Linked DNA regions of Mus musculus: all the other regions are linked to region 3. A link is a loop called in an ENCODE intact Hi-C map of the cell type or tissue named here. Cell type or tissue: heart. All regions are shown on one strand. Each heading gives the region's core, and the rest is flanking DNA. Links, peaks and the distances in the headings are about the cores only.

Region 1 (7,693 bases), core at 1,593-6,592, 400 kb before region 3:
CAAACTCTAATTTTTTTTCCTAAACGCAAATGGAGGAGTTTCAGAAAGGCTTTTTCACTGACCTTGTTAGAAATAATTGCTTTCTTATGTTATATAATCGGATAAATAAATGCAAATACTAGAAAATAAAATATTCAAATGCATGTAAAGGTTTTAACTGAGTTGGGTTTTTTTTTTTTTGTCCTTCCTTCCTTTCTTCTTTCTGTCTTCCTTTCTTTCTTTCTTTGCTCTTTTGTTTTTCTGGTCTTTGGTTTTTTTGTTTCTTGTTTTTCAAGGATTTCTCCCTGGCTGTCCTAGAACCTGCTCTGCCTCGAACTCATAGAGATCAACCTACAGAGACCTTCCAGAACTGGAATTAAAGCTGTGCTCCCACCGCCTGGCTTACTGAGGGTTTTTTTTTCCCCCAAATCTTCAATAAGTATTACATATCTTAATGACTTCATAATATCCTACCAGAACCTTTAAAATTTTTCAGTTAGCACACAAAACACAATGGGTTTCGTTTTAACAATTTCACAAATAGTCAATGTTGTACTTTTGCCCATATTGTCTCCTCAAAAACCATTTGTCCCTCCTTCCCTCCTCTCACTAGTGGTCCCTTTCCACCACACAAATAATCCTCCTTTCTTGTCATAATATGTGTGTGTATATAAACAAATATATCTGCCCATAGATTCTGTATATTAGACAATATTTGTGTTTCTGAGTCTGTCTTATTTTGCCCAACATAAATATCCGCAAATGAGTTAACCTCAATTTTTTTTTTTTTTTTTGAGACAGGGTTTCTCTATATAGACCAAGCTGCTCTTGAACTCAAGAGATCCCCCTGCTGCTGGCTCCCTCCCAAGTGCTGGGATTAAAAGTATATATCACAGCCGGGCATGGTGGTACATGCCTTTAATCCCAGCACTCGGGAGGCAGAAGCAGGCAGATTTCTGAGTTTCAGGCCAGCCTGGTCTACAGAGTGAGTTCCAGGACAGCCAGGACTACACAGAGAAACCCTGTCTGGAAAAAAAAAAAAAAAAAAAAAAGAAGTGTATATCACCACATTCAGTCTCATTCTGTTTTAATTCATTCTTTTTAAAGGAAAATAGAGCTCCATTATCTGCACCACATTGTCCTTACTAGTGAGGAAGGTGTAGCCTGGCTCCATAGTTTGGCTATTGTAAACACTAAAACTAAACAAGCACGTATAAGAATTCTTAAAATTTAATTCAAAATTGTGCACTTTTGCAAGGTGATGGTGGTGCACACCTTTAGTCCCAGCACTCAGAAGGCAGAGGCAGGCCATCTCTGTGAGTTCAGAGACAGCATAGTCTACAGATTAAATTCCAGAACAACCAGGGGTACACAGAGAAACCCTGTCTTGTAGGAGACTGGTCTGGTTCTGCTTGTATTCAAATGCTAAATTCTGTGCCCCAAGATCTGGTTGTTCCAAGACGAGCAGACCCCTTGTCCTCCAAGTTATCCATGGTTAGTAAAGATGCCTACAGGCTAGGCTGGGCAGAAGAGAAGGGGTGGAGCAAAGGTTTCTAGGTGTAGGAGGGTCTCAGACAGGGACCATGAGGAGAGAGGAGGAAGGAGGAAGAGGGTGTGGTAGGTGAGCACATGATCCTAAGGCTGGCCTGCTGGAGTAGGAGCAGCCCAGGCTGAATATGGCAAGTGGTATCTCGGGGTTATAGATAGCAAAGTAGGCAAAATAGCATAGAGGGTTGATATCTGTCCAATGCTGGTGCTTTTATTATAAAGTTTATTATAAATATAGAGGTTTATTATAATACTTATTATAAAAATTTTGTGTCTTTTATTTGGGAGCTAAATGATCTAAGGGGTTGCAGAAACCCCCTTATAATATTTACAACACTGTCTCAAAAACAAATTGTGTCCTTTCTAAGAGCATGCTAAGCTCTCATATCATTACTAATTCTCAAAAGCACATAAAATAAACATAATTTTACTACATTCATTTTTGGGAAGGTACTCAGCTAAACAAGTAATAACTAAGAATCTACATGTCATGTCTTATGTTTGTGTGTATGTATATATGGGCATACATGCATTTTTGTGTGTATGAATGTAATACTACATATCAAACCCAGGGCCTTACATATGCTAAACTAGACAGTGCTTTACCACTGAGCTACATTTCCCACAGCTGCATGCCAGGACTTGTGGTATAATCTTTACAATAAGTTTCTTGATTTTCTTATAATAGTTGCTTATTTTTAAATTAATACCAAAAAAAAAACCTACAATAAAGATTACAATGATCAATTTTTTTTTTTGTTTTTTTGTTTTTTTGTTTTTGAGGCAGGGTTTCTCTGTGTAGCCCTGGCTGTCCTGGAACTCACATTGTAGACCAGGCTGGCCTCGAACTCAGAAATCTGCCTGCCTCTGCCTCCCAAGTGCTGGGATTAAAGGCGTGTGCCACCACGCCAGGCACAATGATCAATTTTTAAAGAAAGACACAAACAAAATGATGCAGTGTTTTAATTGGTGAGAGGATCACAGGTTCCTAAACACAAAAAAGATTAATGTGTTTAAAGTACAGAGACACAGTCTTCTAAATATCTTTTTTAGTATATGAAGGCTGTTCACACCAAATGCGATTAGAAAATTTTTTCCAGTTATAAACAGTGTGCACAATATGGCCTATAAGACCATTCCAATACTATTCTAATAGGAGAAATCTTTGGCTGGAAATGTAGACCAGTGGTAGAGCTTTTGCCTAACATGCACAAAGCTCTGGGTTCAATCTCCAGCTACTGCAAAAGGAAGACATTTTCAACGGGGAAAGAAAGACTGGGAAAAAAATGTTATTGGAATTTAATAATGTGATTAAAAATAGTCATTTTGATTTCCAAACCAAAGTCTTGATGTACCTCAAAAATATTACTCTGCCTCTGGGCACAAGTCCTTTAGCTAATATTAATAGTGACCCAGGTATTGTGGCATACACTCCTATAATCCCAACACTGAAGAAACAATTAAGACTGGCCTGAGCTATATATATATATTGAAACTATGCCTCAAAAAAAAAATAATAATAACAAGCATAGTGACTGACAGAAAGACAGAAATCAACTACAGTTGTTAGAGGTTTTAAAAATTTACAAAATTAAAACAAAGTTATAATCACATTAGGACTAGGATAAATTACACCATTTGTTGCTGTCCTCATCAAAACACAAACTGGGTAAAAACTACATCTAAGAAATGGACATGGTGAATCACACCTGTAATCCCAGTACTGTGAGAAGCTGGGGTAGGAAGACTATATTAAATTAGATGCCACCCTGGGATGCACATAGGGAGACACTAAGATAAAGAACTCAGGCTATTCTAAAGCCTACAAAATGCCATGGCCAACTCTTCTTTTTAAAAGCATCCTTTTTTAGTTTATATGTTGCAGTATAATCAAAAAGTATATATAAGCATATTCCTAGTGTGCCAGATAACTACTAGAAAAAAAAACAGAGCAAAATCTTGGAAAATGGTCACCAAAACACTAAGTAAAAATGTAGTACTACCTACAGAGACTGTGAAGTAAAGTCAGTGTGGGAGAAAATCTGCCTTTATTTGAAAAATATAATTCCAAACAATATGTGTATGGCACTAAAATGTGTTTTTTCAGTAAATATCAAGGGGCAAAGAAAATATTCACAGTGTAGTGTTAATAACTGCAAGTCTTTCCAGATGCACACAGCTCTCCTTTCAAAGGGCCTCCCTAGGATACTTACATGCCAGGATTACTACAGGAGGGTTTGGTAAGGGAACAATCTTTACTTTGAATTAATTAATTAAAGGACACCAAACAATTGAAGTCTGTAAGGGAAAGGAATCTGCAAATGTGGACGGGTTATTAAGTTTGTGAATTCACTGCAGAGATACATCCTGCCTCTCTGCCTCCTTATTTTCTACCCTCCAGATTGCAATAAGGCCTCCAGCGTCTCAACTGCCTACCCCTCTTTGAAAAGGACCACAAAGCCCGACTAGTCTCATCACCTCCTCATCACTCTACCTTTTCACTCTCCACTTCATACAATACACCACACCCATAGCAACACACTCTCCACACCACACATCACTGTCCCCTCATGGAATAACCCAAACACCCCACAATTAACCCACATTCTACACATGCCTCATAAGACTGAGAAAGAGCCCACATACATAGTAACCCCCAAATCACTATATCCCCAAACGTAAAAATATCATTCAACACAGAGAGAGAGAGAACATATGAAATACATGTTCCCCAAGGTTCACAATATACACACATCCTGAGCCACGTAGGGTAGAAAAGCCCACACTACAACCACTGCGGTGCTCAAACAAACGCTGGGAAGAGGCCACCGCGCTACCACCCCGAGGCGCCAAGTTGGAGGTGGGAAGCGAGCAGAGCCAGACACTTCACCTGAAAATCCGCAAGGATCATCTCCCGGTCCATGTTGGACGCCATGGCGGCCGCCGAGCTCCGCGGCTCCGGGAACGAAGCGCGCACCTGGGAGCGAGACGGCGCCTCCTGCGGCCGAAGCTGCGGCCGCCGCCGGGTGGCGAAGGGCTGGCGGGCGAGCCGGCGGGAGGGCCGGCGGACCGGCGGGCGGGGCAGCGCGGGAGACTAGGTGCTCATGCACTCGGTAACCTTCAGCCGCCCTGAGCCCGCCTGCGCCCCGCGGAGCCCTCGCCGCAGCTGCCGGGACGGGGAGGCTGGTCTCGATGCCGGGCCGGTCCTTCCGTCGCCGCCTGGGAGGAGGACAGGTTGCGACAGCGCGCGCCCGGCTCCCTCCAGCCACGGCAAACCCGACGGGGGCGGGGAAAGCGAGAGAAGGAGCAGGCGGGCCAACGCCACAGCCGCCTCCGCCTCCTCCGCTTCCTCCCCGGCCGCCGCCTCCGCCCCTGGTTGGCCGGCGCCTGGGCTGTCGCACATTTTGCCTGTCATCGAGGTCGCAAAGCGGCGCTTTGCGGCTGTCACGTGACTGCCCTCCTGTCAAGCGCTTTGGCGCTCGGCTTGCGGGCGGGGTCGCCGGCCTGTGTGGCAAGGACGCCGTTGTGCGTCTCCCCCACCCCCCGGAGCCTGAGGACCCGCAACAGGTTATTCCGGTTTGGGTTGAAGCCTAGGCCTGGAGGTGCGGCCTCCCCCTGGCCGAGGCCGGACTGTGATTCGGCGCCTCACGTGCTTAGTCATACGCAAAGCACCGCCAGCCTCAGCCCAGCTCAGCACACTCCATAAACCGCCTGGCCAGCAGCATTCCTAACATTGTAGGTTTTCCTCTCACCAAAATACCTCCTCGTGGACGGTCTCTCACTCTCAGCCTTATGGTAAAAAGCCGCTTACATACTGTCACTCCCTACCTGGAACCTCCTATTTCTGAGTCTGCAATCTCAGGCACAAACACTGAGGTATCCAGCAGACAATAATATGTCTGGAACATAGAAACTCAGAGGGTGAGGATTCAGACCTCAAAAGGATGCTGAACATTTTTAAGTTGATATTTACGGGAAAATATTTCTACTGCAATATCTACATTTTTAGAGCATTACATGTAGAAAACTTGAGTACACTTTCACATATTTTATTTAAAATATTTTCATAAGTAACGGTATGGTACACTTACTCATAATTTCTGAAGATTTCAACTAATGGTCAGAAATTAGCAACCTTTGTACCTAAAACATCCAAAACCTATATGACAATTTGTAATTGCCATCTAGGCCAAGGAAGGGTGACAATATATTCAATCTTGACACACACACAAACACACACACACAAAGTAGGAACTTACAGACTTTTAAAGGACACATCCATGCCCTGGAAAGTATGTTAAACTCTGGAAATGTTAAACAAAAATAAGAACTGATGAAATCACCATAAAGAATTCATGCCTAAGCTTTTTAAGCTAGGAGTGTATCCATTAAAAAAAAAAAAATAGAAAGACTGAATCAAATATTCAATCCCTTGAATGCAAAGAAGTGTGCTATTTATGTTAAGATCTTGATTTGCTGGAGATGAAACTCAATAGTAGATAGAGCACTTGCCAGGCATACACAGGCTCTTGGTTAGATCCCTAAAACCACCAGGTGGAAAAATGGATTCCATGGTTCTCTTACTAAAAGCAATCTGGCATACAATTCTGTGATAACTTGTATGTTTTTTTTATTTATTTGTTGTATTTTATGAGTGTTTTGCCTTTGTGTGCATATATATGTACCATATGGTGCCTGGTGCCCATGGAGGCCAGCAAGGGATGTGTGAATCCCTGGAACTGGAGTTATGTATGGTTATAAGCCACCATGTGGGTGCTGGAAATAGAACCCTGGTCCTCTTCAATAGCAAGTACTCTAAATCACTGAACCTCCCCAGACCTATAAAGTGAACTTGTTTTAATGTGCAGAATCAGCTAAGTAAGAAATAGAAACCCCTGAGTCTGATGTGCTGATCCATGCCTTTAATTCTAGCACTAGGGGTGCAGAGGCAGGCAGGGCATAGAGAGTTCCAGGCCAGACTGGGCTACATGGTGATACTGGTTTTTGTTTTGTTTTGTTTTGTTTTGTTTTGTTTTAAAAGGCAACAACAACAACAAAACTTTGTAGTCTTTTTCCTTGCTGTACCTAAAAGGAGAGATTCTGAAATTGTCATAAATAGGAATCATGAGGTGAAACCCAATGTCAACAATATAAGTGAGGCAATCCAATAACCCAGTTAGCATGGGCCCTCAGAACAAAGCAGGTATTCAGTGTTATATATGGCCAGGCTAATGAAACCCTGCAAAACTGACAAGTGACTACCTCAGAACTCATTCAAACACTACGCACATTCCTCTTTCCCTTCTCTCCATCTGAAAATTGAAATAATACAATACATGCAGGGAGATGGGAGTAACGACCCCGATATTCAAACATATGAGGTTTCAGAATGATTTCCCCAAAAAATTAGCTGTCGAAACATGGATGAGTCATTCAACTATTACTAATTTCAACTCCTGACAAGATCGTTTCAGGAGATAAATGAGAAACTTCAAATCTTTGTGTAAAATTAGCATACATTTCATAGCATTTCTGTGTTTGAGACCTAACTTTGCCCCTTTCCAACCTCTCTATGAATCTTTAATCTCTCACTCAAAACTAAGAAAACTTAGCAGTTTCAAACAGTGAGTGACATACTGCATAGGAAAACTGCCCATAGCCTTAAAGCCTCCTAATGTGCTAGCTGTTACTCAGTATGCTCCTCCTCCATGTTCTTCCAAGGCCTCCCCTTTCATTACGCTTAAGCTAACAAGAATGCCTGCCTTTTTCCCCCAACCATGGCCTTTAGTACTTTAACAAAACACAGTTCTGGCAAATTCTATGAATTTTTTCCTGTAATTGTTTAATCAACAAATGGTTTATCTCCTTCTACAGGTTGAAAGTTTCTTGATGGTTATAAACCATTTCATCCAGTATTTCTTTTATATTCATCAGGGTACATCCATAACAAAAATCTTGGGTTCATACTAATAATTTGAATTTTTATTGTTATCTCTAGCCAGGCATGGTGGTACACACATTTAATCCTAGCATATGAGAAGCAGAGACATATGGGTCTCTGTGAGTTCAAGGCCTGCCTGGTCTACAAAATGAGTTCTAGGACAACCAGTTCTGTTACATAGAGAAACCCTGTCTTGAAAAACTGAAGGAAAAAGAAAAGAAAAGA
Region 2 (7,693 bases), core at 1,593-6,592, 430 kb after region 3:
TGCCCTCCACTGTTTGCCTTTTATAGTTATGTTTCAGTAATTTCCATTGAAAAAGGAACCACGCCGGGCATGGTGGAGCATGCCTTTAATCCCAGCACTTGGGAGGGAGAGTCAGGCAGATTTCTGAGTTCCAGGCCAGCCTGGTCTACAAAGTGAGTTCCAGGACAGCCAGGGCTACACAGAGAAACCCTGTCTCGAAAACAAAACAAAACAAAACCCAAGCATGTGCTTACTCCCAGTTGTGGAGATATGGGCCGCTTCACAGCAGCTGACTATGATTTGCCTGGCGTTCTAACAGAGCATGGCTTTCTGCAATCTTGTGACTCCGAAATTCTGGAAACATTTCAGAGGTATAGAAATGCTAAGGCCCTGAGAGGTGAGGTTGGTTGTGGTTTGTTAGTAGTTGTGCTTAAAGAAGAAACAAAAGGAAAGAAACTAGACCCAGGGATGGATGGATGGATCTCTCTCTCTCTCTCTCTCTCTCTCTCTCTCTCTCTCTCTCTCTCCCTCCCTCCCTCCCTCCCTCCCTCCACCCCTCCCTCCCTTCCTAATGATAGGAGGTAAATAGGAGGTAAAATTGGTGTGTGTGTGTAGGGGTGGCAAAAAGAACCCACAAAGTAGCAAAGATCAGCTACAGAGTCTCTCAGTGGGACCCAAGCTAGCCTTGAACTTCTGATCCCCCTGCCTCACCAAGTGCTGAGATTACAGGCATGCACTGCAGTGTCTGGCATTCACATTCCTCTTATTCATTTTATTTAATTATGTGTACATGTGTGTGTGTGGGGGGGTATGTACATGAATGTGAGTGCTCAGAGGTCAGGTGTTCCTTAGGAGGAGCTAGTGTGTACTCTTAAGCACCGAGCCATCTCTCTAGCCCCTTACTTATGTCTGAGACAGGCACTCACTCTGTTGTCAAGGGTGGCCTCACACCTGTGCCCATGCTTCTGCTTCACCCTCCTGAGAGCTGGGACTACAGGCATGAGCTGCCATGCCCAGCTGCATTTTTGAAATAGGGTTTTGCTAGTTGTCGAGTTATCAGTGAAAAATAAAACCTGACTGGTATCACAACAGGCAGAAAGAATACACACCACAGTCAAAAATATCCTCTGGTTTTGATTGGTTCCCTCCCTCCCTAAGCCATTTATGCCCCTCTGTAAAGGATTCCAGCTTCTGCTAAGATGCTCTGTCTGACATTTGGAAGTGCTCCAGGCACTCAGCAGTGCTTTGCCATTTCTGGTACATCTGAAGCCTGACCTTGGGATGAAACACTCGTACTTACCTTTGCAGGCTCCACACCAAGATTTATGGATGATCACCATCAGCGGCAAGCCACTTGAAAACAAAGAAAGTATATTATAGTAAAATCCTTCAAAAGTACTCTAACAAAATGATTGGTAATGCAGAAATGTGGTTTTTGTATGGTTTCAAAAGAAACTGTAAAACAATCCAACTACTTAAGTCATAGATTATTTTTTTAAAGACGTATTTATTATTATATCTAAGTACACTGTAGCTGTGTTCAGACACACTAGAAGAGGGCATCAGATCTCATTACAGATGGTTGTGAGCCACCATGTGGTTGCTGGGATTTGAACTCAGGACCTTCAGAAGAGCAGTAGGTGCTCTTAACTGTTGAGCCATCTCACCAGCCCAAGTCATAGATTATTATCAGAAAAACAAGTATAAATACTGATGTTTTTATAAATTCCACAGATTTGGGCTTTAAAAGTAGGGAGAAAAAAGGTAGAAGAAAAACATCAAATTACAATATTCTAAATGTTACTGTATTTCCAAATGATTACTATTACATAATTATTGAAAGGGCAAAAAGTAACTTTCATTAGTATGATAAATATAAAATAAGTAATAAAATTATTGATAAGGCCAGGGAGATGGCTCAGTGGGTAAAATACTTGCTGTGTAAGCATGACAGGTTGGGTTTAGATTGCCAGGGCCTACAGTCACTAGAACTTCTGGGACATTTTCATTTGTCTTTACAGACCCTATGCCAACATACAGTATTACTGATATCAAACATACAGTATTTACCATATACCACTGCTATTCTACATGATTAACTAGTTAAATAAGTTCTAGGTAAACTATTTAGCTATCTCACCTGAGGCTTAAGAATCTGAATAGACTGACTCGTTAAAGGCTTGTAAACCACAAGTGTAAGTAGATGGCAGGATCCAGGTGATCATAATGAAAATGTGTTGAATGTGACTATTATATGTTAAATACTTTGCATGCATTATACTATACAGCCCCACAAAGAACTCTAGAAACGTTTTTTAAAAATTACAGTTATGGGCTATGCATAGTGACACACATCTTTATTGCCAGCAATCTGAAGGCTGATTTCTCTTTTTTTTGCCTTTCTTCTCTTTATTTGTGCAAAACCAGAAATTAGCAACACATCTTGTTAAACCCTAAGTGCTTTGTTTAGAATATTCCATCTTGCTTCCTTTTTTTTTTTTTCAGTAAAAAGATTGGAACCCAGTCTCTTATCGTGACTGAGTCCATTCTTCCAAGATGTCACTGTTGGAGAAAATGTAAGTGTTTCTGGAGTGAAGGAGAGGCTGATTTCTTAATTCAAGGCTAGCTTGCTCTAAATATTGAGTTGCTGGCCAGGCAAGGTGATGTAGTGAGACCCCGACCCTTTTCCCCCAAGTAAATAATTACATTTGCTTGTGTATGTGAAACATAATTCTATTTATTTGAGTGTGTGTGGACCCAAGCATGCTTCAGGGAGGGAGAGAGCATGTACACTGTGGAGCTCAGAGGTCCTCTCCTTCCATGGAGTAGGCCCTGGGGATTGACCTCAGCTCCTTAGGCTTAGAGGTGAGCACTCTTAGCACTCCAGGACATCTCATCTGTCCTCCTTTTGCTTTTGACGCAGAGTCTTTGCTATGTAACCTAAACTAGTCCAACACTCGTGGCAACCCCCCTGCCTCAGCTTCCTGAGCGATAGAATTACAAGCATACACCATCACACTCATCTAGGGTAGACACTATTAATGTTCTCATAGAAAAGAGAAAATTAATCTGTGATGTTGATCAATGGTAGAGCACTTACTCAGCTTGTACAAGTTCTGGGTTCAATCTCCAGCCCAACCCAAAAAGACCAAGAATCCTAAGAGATTGCATATAAAATAAAAATGCATAAATCATTAAAAAGAAATCTGACTATATAAATGTAAGTTCTGCCATTTATAAGTTAATAAAAATTAAAAAAAAAAAAGGACTGACTCCCAGACCAATGTTCTTTTTGGCCATGACAATTAATATCCTTTATTTAGAAGAGTCATCTAGATAAAATATGTAGTTTTTAAAAAGATTTATTTTATGTATGAGTGCTCTATTTGCTGTATGCTTGCACAACAAAAGAGGGCATCAAACAGGAGGGAATGGGAAACAGATCCCATTACAGATGGCTACGAGCCACCATGTGATTGTTGGGAATTGAACTCAGGACCACTAGAAGGACAGCCAGTACTCTTAACCACTGAGCCTATTATTGACAGTCCTAGAACATGTAGGGTTTGTTTTTTTTGTTTTTTTTTTTCTTTCCATTTTTTATTAGGTATTTAGCTCATTTACATTTCCAATGCTATACCAAAAGTCCCCCATACCCACCCACCCCCACTCCCCTACCCGCCCACTCCCCCTTTTTGGCCCTGGCGTTCCCCTGTTCTGGGGCATATAAAGTTTGTGTGTCCAATGGGCCTCTCTTTCCAGTGATGGCCGTTTTTTTTGTTTTTAAGATTTATTTATTTTGTGTATTTGAGTATGCTGTCTTCAGGCACAGCAGAAGGGGTACTCAGATCCCTGGATGGTTGTGAGCCAACATGTGGCTGCTGGGAATTGAACTCTGGAAGAGCAGTCAGTGCACTTAACCACTGAGCCAGCCTGAACATGTAGGTTTAAATCCAAGTCAATCAATAATTTACTAGAAAATCAGAAATGAAGGTTGAAAAAGGTTGTTGAGGTTGCCTAGCTCAAACCTACATTTCATACATGAACCTTTCCTGCCCTTCATATATATCAGAGGTGGTAGATACTACAAAGGAAACATTAACCAAGGCAGTCCACCAGTTTTCAGAGCATGCGTATTTTAGAATGGCTTAGTCCTGTCAAACATCTATTAGCCATTCTAGAATAAGAGTTAGCAAAAATAATCTGTAGGCCAAAGTCAACCCACTGGTTGCTTCTGTACAGACAAAAACACCCCCTGGGCTTTTTTGTTTTGTTTGTTTTTAAAGGTAGGATCTTACTCTGTAACTCAGGCTGACCTCAGATTTACAACAATCCTGTTTTCACCTCCCAAGTGCTGGGACTACAGGTGCGAGTATCATACCTAGTGAAAAATTTGAAGGTTGGAAAGCAAATCTAAGGGCTGGAGAGATGGCCCAGTGGTTAAGAGCACTGACTGCTCTTCCAGAGGTCCTAAGTTCAAATCCCAGCAACCACATGGTGACTCACAAACATCTGGAATAGGATCTGATGCCCTCTTCTGGTGTGCCTGAAGACAGCGACAGCATACTCATACATAAAATAAATAAATCTTTAAAAAAAGGAAAAAAAGAAAAGGAAAGCAAATCTAAATTATTTTTTTGACACAAATATAATTTGGAATATGTTTGTTAACTCTTTACAAGTAGCAAGAAACTTCCAAGGTCTAGAAAGTCTAAAAAGTTGCATTTTGTTCCTTAGCAGACTATTCTACAGTGATATTTCAAATAGTAACTTTTCTAAAGCTCTTCCTCAAACACCTCCTAGCCACTGGTCAACAGTCAGTAATAACCCTGCACAGGTTATTCTGGGATGGCTGGCATTCATCCTGCTAAGCATGTTTGCACTTCACACAGCTGCCAAGTCTGAAGAACTATATGGATAATGAAAATCCAATACTGTTTGCTACCAACAAAACTAAGAGTAATGTTTGCCTTAGAATATTCAATAAACATGCAAGGTGCTACAATATATAGGCCAAGCAATCAAGCCTCTCATATAAAGATACTACATGTACATATAAAATACTAAGTTGCAGAGGAAACAGTAAACTACATCAAGAGACCAGCAGGTAATTTTAGAAGATTTTATTAGAGAAAATATCTGGTGGTTGTCTTACACAAATATCAGTTTCCCAGGGACAGAACAAAAGATATATATATCTGTGTTCCAAGTGCCAGGTCAGAAGCAAGAGGCTCTGTGCTCAAAAGTACTTGGAGTATGAAAAGGCCATTATGAATACAAAACTGTTATCTTCGGTTTCTACTCACAGTTGACTTAATCCCGATGGAAGGCCAACAGTGGTGTGTAGTATTCCTAAGTAGACTCCAACCGAAGCCCCCTGGTGTTTTTGGAGCTACCACTCAATGCCTCAGCTTATGCTAACTACACACTCAGGGTATGGCAGTGGCAGTTAAGAAAACGAGTCAAAACTTGGCCATCTTACTACAGTATGCTTTGCAGACCTTCGGACTATTCTTCCTAAACAAAGTACAGTAGAATAGTCAGACACGAGCCACAGCTGCTGCCCACTACCTCATTAGTGCAAACTCTGGTTCAGATACTGAAGAAACATGTTGGCCAATTGAGGCAGATTCTCGTTATTGGGATGCATTTTGGTGTAGGAAATAAACTGGCGACGGAGGCGACTCAATTCTGCTAAGGTCAAGGGTCGGGTAAATCGGAGGGGCTCCGTGGTGCCAGGGAGCTTTAGGAAGTCTCCGGGCACAGCGCTCTTCTGGGCTTCCATCACAGCGGTCAACACCTGGCTTGTGGCCTGATCCAACTGGTGCAGAAAGCTGCCAGAGGCTAGAGGCTGAGACTGCGTAGACTGATGGGGCGGGGGAGCCCGATTCTCAAACAAGGCAGACCGGATCTCCGCGAGGGGCAATGGCTCTTCTAAACCCACCACAGTGAACAAGGGGCGATCCCAGCGGTTCCGGGAGTCGGGAGACTCAAAGCGCAGCGCTAAGGACTCCAGAACCTCGGGAGGAAAGGCACAGGACGCAGGCTCTGCAGATTTCTCGGACCCCGGGGTCATTACAGCGGAAGGGTTTGATGGCAGGATTTCCTCTGGATCCAGTTCCTTTGAGACAGCGGCCAGAACTCCCCCGTTGGCTACGGGGCTGGTGGCGCGCTGTTCCTCCACAGCGCCAGCCGCCTGAGACTTCCCGCCGGTCTCGGCCCGCGGTCTCCAGCTCACGCTGACAGCCAGGTCCCGGTTCTCGGAGGCGGAAGCCTCCCGAAGCTCGCGGCTCGGCCAGTTCGGCCGCACGCAGTAAAGTAAGCAGAGCGGCGTGCGCGCGGCCCGGGCGAGGCAGTACAGCTCGTAGCGGAAGCCCTTGATGTAGTTCACCGAGTCCAGGATGACCACGTCCTGCCGGCTCAGGCGCCGCTCCACCGCAGCCCGCAGCGCAGCCCGCAGAGCCTTCTCACCAGCGGAGTCGCCGTACACAGTCGGGTCCTGCGCGCCCAGCACCGAAGCATCGTCCACCACATACACCGCGCGGCCCTCGCTGGCCAGCGCCCGACGGAGCTCCTCCGTCCGCTGGCTCTTGCCGCTGGACGGCAGCCCGCAAACCACGACGAGCGGCATGATCTCCAGGGGCATCCATGTGCGGATGTTTGGCGTCAACTTCCGGCAGGAACCGGAAGAGAAAACCGAGCTTCCTGTTCCCTTACACTCTTACGGGACCTTTTGTTTCTATGGGAAACCGGAACTCTAACCAACCAGATCAAGGACCAACATTCTCAGAAAGGAGACGCAAAGATTAGAATGGCGTTAGTTATTTACACCAAACGTTAAAGGCCTCAACAGGATAAGATTACCCTCCGTCAAAGAGGGTATTTATTAAATGGGATTTAATGGGCATTCAACGAAATTACTAGCACCACATTTAGCATACAGAAGGCAAATTACAAATGATGTTTCTCTATTCAGGACTTCTCTTACACCTAGTAGCTCTTAGTAAATGTTTATTCATAACAACTATTTCAGTCGTCAACATCCTTTCATGGTTGGGGTCAGAGATGAATAAAAACTGTTCCCCTAGGAAAATCAAGGTTCAAAAAAACAATATATATATGGAAAAAAGGAAAAAAAAATCAAGGTTCGTATCAGGAAGCATTAAGTGTCCACGCAAAGTAAACACTTTTATGGGTAGCTGTACTTTAGTGTGAAGAACAGAAGTGAAAAAGCTGCCCGGAAACCTCCTTGAAGACTTGATTGATGCTTGAATTTGTTTCTATTTGTTTGGTAGAGAGGGCTGCTGGGCTAGAACCTTGTGAATGCTCTATGCCTCAGCACTATACCCTCGGAGCGAACTTGATTTTGAACTTGAAAGAATAATTGAAATTTCCATCGTGGATAGAGTCGCCAAATACAATGAAGATTTTCCAATTAAATCTGATTTTGAGATTTTTAAAAAGTTGCATAAGTTACATGGGCATATTTAATTTTCCTTTGTGTGAAATTTAAATTTAGCTGGGTATCTTTTTTTAATTAAACTTGGCAATCCTCCTGCAGAAAGCTTGAGTTGAGACCCCCGTGTCATGAGACTTAGGATCTGTTTTACAACAGCAAGCACAAGTGTGATAGGTACAGAAGTATAAATGTGAGTATGTGTGTGACAGGAGTATGATATAATATAGGACACACATGCTGGAGTAGAGTAAGTCT
Region 3 (7,693 bases), core at 1,407-6,406:
TGAAATGAGAAAAAGTAAGGTTGGGCAGCACTAACTACAATGAGAAAACCAACACTTCATCAGGTATTACTTGCAAAGCAAAAATGTTAGAGCTGGCCAAGTATTTAATAATGTTTAAAGTCCTCTATTAAAATGTAAGCTCCATGCTTTTTGTCTTTAAGCTTCAAAATTTTTTATTTTGTTAGTATATTCTAAGTAGCTATACTAATTCTTGGCCAATAGTAAATGCTCAACAATATTTGTTGGATAATATTTTTTAATATTTATATGTATGGGTGTATCTGCACCTACTAAGTGCTGTGCATGCAAAGGCCGGGAGATGGTGCTGGATCCCCTGGAACTGGATTTACATATGGCTGTTAGCACACAGGTGCTGGGAACTGAACAAGGTTCTCCTAGAACTGAACAAGGTTCTCCTAGAAGAGCAGCCAGTGCTCTTAACCACTGTGGATCAATTTTTAAGGCAAAGAAAGCAGAGACCTAAAGATTTTACTCCTGTCTTCATTAGGATATTATTCATACCATACTTACTGGCAATGCTAAAAATGGCATTCAGAATCTAGTATTCTATCATCTCTAGAAGACAAAACTCAATTTCAATCTTTAGTTAAGAAAGAGTTAGAGGAGTGTTTGGCAGGCATTCAAAAGGCAAGGGAAACATAAACTAAAACATTTTCACTTTTTTCTCTAATTTGTTGCTTTAGTTAAAACGATAAAAGCCAAAAAACTAAAAAGCCAACCTTAATACAATGTGTTACATCTAATACTTAATAAAATATTTACAGAAGCAGGCATAGCAATGCATGCCTTTAATTCCTGCACCTGGGAGGCTGAGGCAAAGTGATCTTTGTTACAACCAGGTCTAGAGACCCTGTCTCAAAAACAAACAAAAACTCTTTCACACACACACACAGACACACTGGCTGGCTGAATGAATGAATGAACGAATGAATGAACTAACTAACCTATTCCAAAACGATCATTACCAGAGGCAGAAACTAGCATCCAGTTAATCTTCATAACTGTTTAAGAGCTCTTTAACAGGTTTGGCATAGACACAAGATTTATTTCTTCCAAATAAACAGAGGAAAAAGAGGTGAAATTTAAAATGTCCTTTGCTGGGCGGGCCCAGTGACACACACATCCATAATCCCAGCTTCTTGGGAGACTGGGGCAGAAGGATCACTAAGTCAACGAACCCAGACTAGAATGGCAACATAGCCATACACTTTGAACCTTCCACATGTCTACCTTGAAGAATCTCCCACTTGAGTATACCATATCTAGCTCTGTGTTAGAAGAGCAGAAAAAAGAAACACAAGGTAACATAAATAAATCAATAATGAATGTGAAACCAAACTACACCATTATCTGACTTAGTTCAAGCAGCTAAAACTTTTTAAACAAAAAGTATGAGGAACTGAGGAGATGGCTCAGTAGGTAAAAACACTATGTAACATGAGGAGTGGAATTCAAATCCCTAGTACCTACATAAAAACCTAGCACGGCCAAGCATGCCTATAACCCCAGCAGTAAAGAGCAGAAACAAGCTGGCCCGCCTAAATGGCAATCTCTCATTCAAGGCTGCAAGGCAGACAGTGATACAGGAAGACACCTGACATTCTCCTCTAGTCTCTTCATGCACTCCAACCAGCACATGCACCTGCACACTCATATGTGTGCAACACACACACACATGTTAAAATCAAGGACTGGAGATATGGTTCAGCTCAAGTTAATAGCACTTGTGGCTCTTGCAGAGGGCTCAGGTTCGGTTCCCAGTAGCCATATGGTGGTTTATAACCATCCATAACTCTAGTTCCAAGGGATTTGACACTCTCTTCTGTCTTATATGGGCACCAGACATGAATGTGGTATACATATATACATGCAGGCAAACACTCATACACAAATAAGTAATTATATCTAAGAACTATAAATCTGCTAAGTTTGAAGGAAAAAGATACATTAGTAAATATTTTAAAAACTTTTTCCCCTGTGCCTTTATAATATCTCACTATATCTTAGTATTTTAATATCTAAATATTTTAAATTGACTTATTTGAATTATCAATTTAAGTTCAAACATGAAATACTAAAGAATAATTTCCCCTTAGTGATTCAGCATTTACTCTGGATACATTTTAACACCTAACTATACAACCACAAGAACATATGCAAATTATGAAAATGACTACAAAACTGAGAGCCTGAAGCAAATTTCCAGAGATAAGTGATCCTAAACAGAAACTAAAAACACAGTACAATCCAAGAAGAAAATAAAGTAGGCACACAACCAAGAAGCAATTCTACAGAAGTCTTCAAGGGAACAAAATCTTTAATAGGGGGGTCGGGGGAAACTACCAGAATTAGCCAACAGAGTCAGAATACAAGTGCCTGCCAACAGAGATCATGTTTAAGGCAGGTCACTATCTAGACTCAGAAAGCCAACACCCAAAAGTCAATGTTTCCATTCCTCAAATGTGAGTTTCAGAAGGACCCTTCTAAACAGATTCATGACAAGACTGGGCCATCTTAAAAGTTCTTCCCTGTTAGATGCAAGTCAAAACACAATGACCCACAGGAAATAAATTTGGAAATGTAAAGTTTATGAGGTTATTCCTAAAGGCTGTCTTACCTGTGGGATGCCTCTGTGTGTGTGTGTGTGTGTGTGTGTGTGTGTGCGCACTATAATACACACACACACACACATACAGTATATATAGAATCACTTTTGCTGGGGATATGGCTCAGTCGGTACAGGGCCTGTCTAGCCAGCATGAAGTCCTGAGTCTGATCCCTGGCGATGAATAAACTAATATAGTGGTACAGTCCACTTGGGAGATGGAGGAAGAAGGATCCAAAATCAAGGTCATTCTTGATATTCTTGATTACATAGTGAGTTCAAAGCCAGCTTGATCTATTTGAGACCCTGTCTCAAAATAAATAAGTAAATAAAATTTCCACCCTGGCTCCTGGGGAAAATACTTTTTTATCTCCAAGTTCTTGGAAAGAAACACCTCAAAACCTCTTTATCATAACATAGAAATAATCTATTACCCAAACACATGCCCTACCTTATAAGTACAGGCAAATCTAGGCCAAGGAGACAAGATGGCAGGGAGCTATCACAGGGCAGGCTGATAGGCTGAGGTGGGCTTATACCAGGGAGTACACAGCCCCCAGCTATGGAGAAGGCAAACTTCTGGGCAGTGAAGATGAAAGGGACTGGCAGGTGTTTGGTACCTCATCCCTCCTGGGTGTCTTGAGATGACTACGCTTGGTTTTACAGAAACGGAGAACTCAGGTTCTCCTAAGTGAGTGATGTTTAGATGTATCCCTCGAGGATGGGGCTCTGAAGGAAGAGAACATTTTAATAATGATGATGATGATAAAGAGGCGAGACTCCGAGAACAGACTCCGAGAACAGCTTTTGGTCGAGATCGTCCCAGGACAAAGTTATCTCCCCGGTGGTTCCGGGCACCAGGGAGGAAAGAGGCGCCCCACCTGCAGAAGGCTGGCACCATGACCCCTCGGACGACGATCAGAGACGGCGCCCTCGCGGGTGGGAAAGTCTGCAAGGGGATCTGAGCAGAAGTGAGTGGGTCAAGTGCCCGGACAGGATGCGACTTCTGGAAGCCAGGCTGACTTGAGGGAACTGAGGGGAACTCGGCAGTCGTCGCTCCCGCGGACCGGAGCAGAGCGAAGCTGAGGGAACCCTGCCCCGCCGAAGTCGAGCCTCGCATCGCCCGCGGCCGCTGTCTAGCGTGAGCCCCACCGGAGCTCACCTGGCGGCCGTCAGGCCCGGAGGAGAAACTTGCCGAGAAGGTGAGCGCCGACGGGACCTGGAGGAGAGCGGCGCGGAGACCCGCGGCGGGGGCGGCGGCCGGGTGGGAGCCGCGCGGGGCGGAGCCGAGAGCCCGGCGACCCGGGGCGGGGGTGCGGCGGCCCCGGCTCGCCGCTCCCGCTCCGACTCGGGATGGCGCCCGCACTCCTCACACGCGCTCCCACCGTGCGGCCCGAGGGCAGCCGCCGCGCCAGCGCCCCAGAGCGGTGGAGGGGGGGAGGGAGGGCCGGGGAACCCCGGCGGGTCGAGCCGGGCCGACCGGCGGGCGGCGTTACCTGTGTCAGGGAGAGCTGGGCTGCCGCAGCCATGGTGTTTCCATCATGCACGGGAGGGGAAGGAAGGACGGACGGACGGGGGCCCGGGGCGGGAAGGAGGCGGAGGGACAGGCCGTAGGCGAGGCCGGCGGCCGGGCGTCTCCCCGAACTTCGACAACTTCCCTCCTCACGCCGCCCCGCCCCGCCCCGCCCCGCCGGCCTCACAGGCCGTGGCGGCGCGCAAAGCCCGGAGCGGGAGTCTGAGCCGCGGAACCAGGCCCTGACCCCGGCCTCCCTGGAAAACCCGGTGCGGATAGGGCTCTGGGGTGGACGGTCAGCGGAGGCGGCGCCACAGAGACCTGAGTTTAGGCAGGTCACCCACCATCCTTCTTCCTGGGCTGCTGTTTTCTGTAAAGTGCGGGGAGAAATTAGAACCATGTCCAGGTGGGTTGTGGGAACTAAAAAAGTAATGGTACTAAGTAATGACAGGAGCGGTTTAGTAGTAATAACATTAAATAATTCTGATTGTGTGTGATTCTGCACTAAATGCTTTTGTTTGTTTGCTGTTTGTTTAAAACAAGGTCTCTCTCTGTGTAGCCATGGCTATCCCGAAGCTCACTGTATAGATCAGGCTGGCCTCAAACTCACAGAGATCCACTTCCCTCTGCCTCCAGAGTGCTGGGATTAAGGAGATGTACCACTACTCCAGGCCTAAATACTTTTTTAAAAAATTGTGTGAATAGGGGATTTGAAACAGAAAGAAGTTATACAAATGAGGATGGTGAAAGCCAGCCAGGCATGGTGGCACATACCTTTAATCTCTGAGAGTTCCATGCCAGCCTGCTCTACATAGTGAGTTCAAGGACACATAGTAAGGCCCTGACTGAAATAAAAAGAAAAGGGCCTCCCCGAAAAGAAAAAACAAAACAAAACAAAACAACTCTCTTACCCGAAGTTTAAAAACTAACTAGAAAGCTGGATTACAAATCTTTCTACCTGCTATCACATTAAGAAGGCATGTAAATCCTTCTAAAGTAAAAATCTTGGGAGCAAGAAGGAACTGCTTGCCTTGCCTGCTCCCTGTCCTGCCTAGACTGTTTAATTTAAAAAAAAAAAAAAAAAAAAAAAAAAAAAGCAGGTGTAGGGCCACAGTGGAGTTCAGAGGTACAGTGAGTGCATAAAGTCCCATCTCAAATTCTTTTTTTTTTTTTTGTCTGGTTGGTTGGTTGGTTTTGGTTTTGGTTTTTTGAGACAGGGTTTCTCTGTATAGCTCTGGCTGTCCTGGAACTCACTCTGTAGACCAGGCTGGCCTTGAACTCAGAAATCTGCCTGCCTCAGCCTCCCAAGTGCTGAGATTAAAGGAATGTGCCACCAGTGCCCGGTTCCTCTCAAATTCCTTTTTGTCATAAATGCCACCTCTTGACAGAGTATTGTCTCTCCAAACTAGTGTTCATACTCTTTTGTTGACTTTACTAGAAGAGGGCAACAACCTCCTAATGACCTGTTTACATAAGTCTAACCACCCCCCTCAGCTCACCAGTGGCAGAGATTTTTTAATATATATGTATTTTAACACCATAACATTATAGTATATGCTTAAATGAAGGCCTTTGTCCTGCCTGTATTCAACATTATACACCTTACTCTTTTTCATTTTGCCACACTTAGTTAGAATAAGGAACCGCTTACCTGAAATTGTCATCTGCAAAGGTTCTTATTTAGGGTGACTACTGCCGTGATGAAACACCATGACCAAAGACAACCCGAAGAGTAAAGAATTTATTTCCCTCACAGTCTGGTCATCATCAAAAGCAGTGAGGAAAGGAATTCAAACAGGGCAGGAGCCTGGAGGCAGGGTCTGAAGCAGAGGCCATGGTGGGGTGCTGCTTACTGACTTACTCAGTTTGCTTTCTTATAGAACCCAGGCTTGGGCCTTCTCCTACCAACTACTAGTTAAGAAAATGCCCTACAGTGAGGTCTTATGGAGGCTTTATCTCAACTGAGGTTTCCTCGTGTCTAATAAATCTAACTTGTGTCAGGTTGATGTAAAACTACACTCAGTTTGTATGTAGCCTACTTCAGAAGGTCTAGGAAGTCTGCATACCAGCTTTTAGTTACTTTGATATGACTTTTTTATTCTGCCTTTTTTATTGTGTGTGTGTGTGTGTGTGTGTGTGTGTGTGTAGTACTTGGGGAGGGGGTAGATTCTCTCCTTCCACCATGGAGGTTTCGGGGATGGAACTCAGGCTAGCAGTCTTGGCAGCCATTGCACTAATCTAGTAAGCTGCTTCAAAGGCCATATCCTCTGCCTCGTTTTAAGAGTTAGTTGATGACCTGCCTACATCTGACTGGCCTTAAAGAAGACTAACTCTCTACTGCAGGTCCCTCAGACACAGAAGTACCCAACCTCAATATGTGTTTGCTTCCTTTTTCCCTAATGGTGGTTTCCAGGACAAAACCCACACGTCTATCAGGGCCACAGCCTTTATCATTATAATAGGATTCCTCAATACACTGAGACAGCTGGAAAAACCCAAGATCTAGTTGGCTCCACTTCCATTTTTAGACTTTTTCCATCAGAGGCAAAAACCAGAGAGGTCTCAAGAACTCCCTTCCCAAGTCTACCTAGACTCCTCTGATTTGATCCAGCCTCAAAGAGCAAGTTATACAGGTCTGATGAGTAAACACTTAGTCAGGAGTATCTCCTTTGACTTCTTTTTGCCATTATTCCTTTTGGCTCAAGGGAGAAGAGGAGAAACTATTCCAGTTTGAAACATCAACTATAACCCAACTGATATTTCTATTGGCATCTATTACTTCACATTATAAGTTTGAACTTCACAAAAACACCCTAAAAGGAAGCAATTATCACACTCACTTCCCAAATGAGGTACTCAGCACCACAGAGGTCAAATAATTTGCCCAAGGTTACATGTCTAATAGCAAAAGCAGTTGATATATTGAAATGAACAAAACTTAGAGATCAGAACCATTGGTGTAACTGAAAAGTCACTTACTAATTATAGGAATTTAGGGGGGCTGTGAATGACGTATGAAGTGTTTGAAGTTGTAGAGAGAAGTGTAGAAGTTCAGAAATCTGAAAGTCAGACAAGTTTGTGTTTGAAGATGGGCTGGTGAGATGGCTCAGCAAGTGAGAGCACTGACTGCACTTCCAAAGGTCCTGAGTTCAAATCCCAGCAACCACGTGATGGCTCACAACCACCGGTCTTTGAGCTGGAGCGAGCAGGGACTGAGCAAACAGAGTTGAGCCAAGTGAATGGGGCTGACCAGAGTGAGCGGGGTTGACCAGAGCAAACAGAGGTCCTTAAAAATAAATAAATAAATAAATAAATAAATAAATAAGTTCCCAACAAGCACATGAAGGGTCACAACCATATGTACAGCTTCAGTGTACTCACATACATAAAATAAATAAATAAATCTTTGAAAATAGCTGGAAGGAAAGGACTCCTCTGACCCTCACAAACATACCATAGCATGTTAAGGAAATAAAAGGAACTATTAGTATGGGTTTGCTTTAAGTTAAAAAAAAATGAAACTTTGTATTTATAAAGGACTCTTTTAAAAGTTT

What was found. A loop is a pair of places that touch in the nucleus more often than their neighbours do. Peaks named below come from ENCODE experiments on the same cell type or tissue, not always from the same donor. Only the 100,000 strongest peaks of a DNase experiment are listed, where the experiment ranks them.
Region 1: it touches region 3 in a loop (7-fold over the local background); 2 of 42 quality-filtered maps call a loop at or near these places.
Region 2: it touches region 3 in a loop (2.9-fold over the local background); 2 of 42 quality-filtered maps call a loop at or near these places.

What each region holds. Positions count from the first base shown.
Region 1 is chr4:109,673,797-109,681,489 of GRCm38, reverse strand. It overlaps Faf1 (Fas-associated factor 1), which reads right to left and starts at 4,863. Exons shown (of 19, transcript NM_007983.2): 1 at 4,418-4,863. The coding sequence starts at 4,462. In heart, for the core only: a CTCF peak has its summit at 4,521; a DNase peak (open chromatin) is centred at 4,909; H3K4me3 peaks cover 2,240 bases; H3K27ac peaks cover 1,872 bases.
Region 2 is chr4:108,846,808-108,854,500 of GRCm38, reverse strand. It overlaps Txndc12 (thioredoxin domain containing 12 (endoplasmic reticulum)), which reads right to left. Exons shown (of 7, transcript NM_025334.3): 3 at 1,280-1,332. Kti12 (KTI12 homolog, chromatin associated) reads right to left here and starts at 6,644. Exons shown (of 1, transcript NM_029571.2): 1 at 5,089-6,644. The coding sequence starts at 6,610. The coding sequence ends at 5,555. In heart, for the core only: a CTCF peak has its summit at 4,530 (motif pointing left); a DNase peak (open chromatin) is centred at 6,190; H3K4me3 peaks cover 1,888 bases; H3K27ac peaks cover 1,006 bases.
Region 3 is chr4:109,276,874-109,284,566 of GRCm38, reverse strand. It overlaps Eps15 (epidermal growth factor receptor pathway substrate 15), which reads right to left and starts at 4,292. Exons shown (of 25, transcript NM_007943.3): 1 at 4,123-4,292. The coding sequence starts at 4,155. Gm40225 (a long non-coding RNA gene) reads left to right here and starts at 4,244. Exons shown (of 3, transcript XR_868003.2): 1 at 4,244-4,545. In heart, for the core only: CTCF peaks have their summits at 4,141 and 4,355; a DNase peak (open chromatin) is centred at 4,266; H3K4me3 peaks cover 1,731 bases; H3K27ac peaks cover 1,455 bases.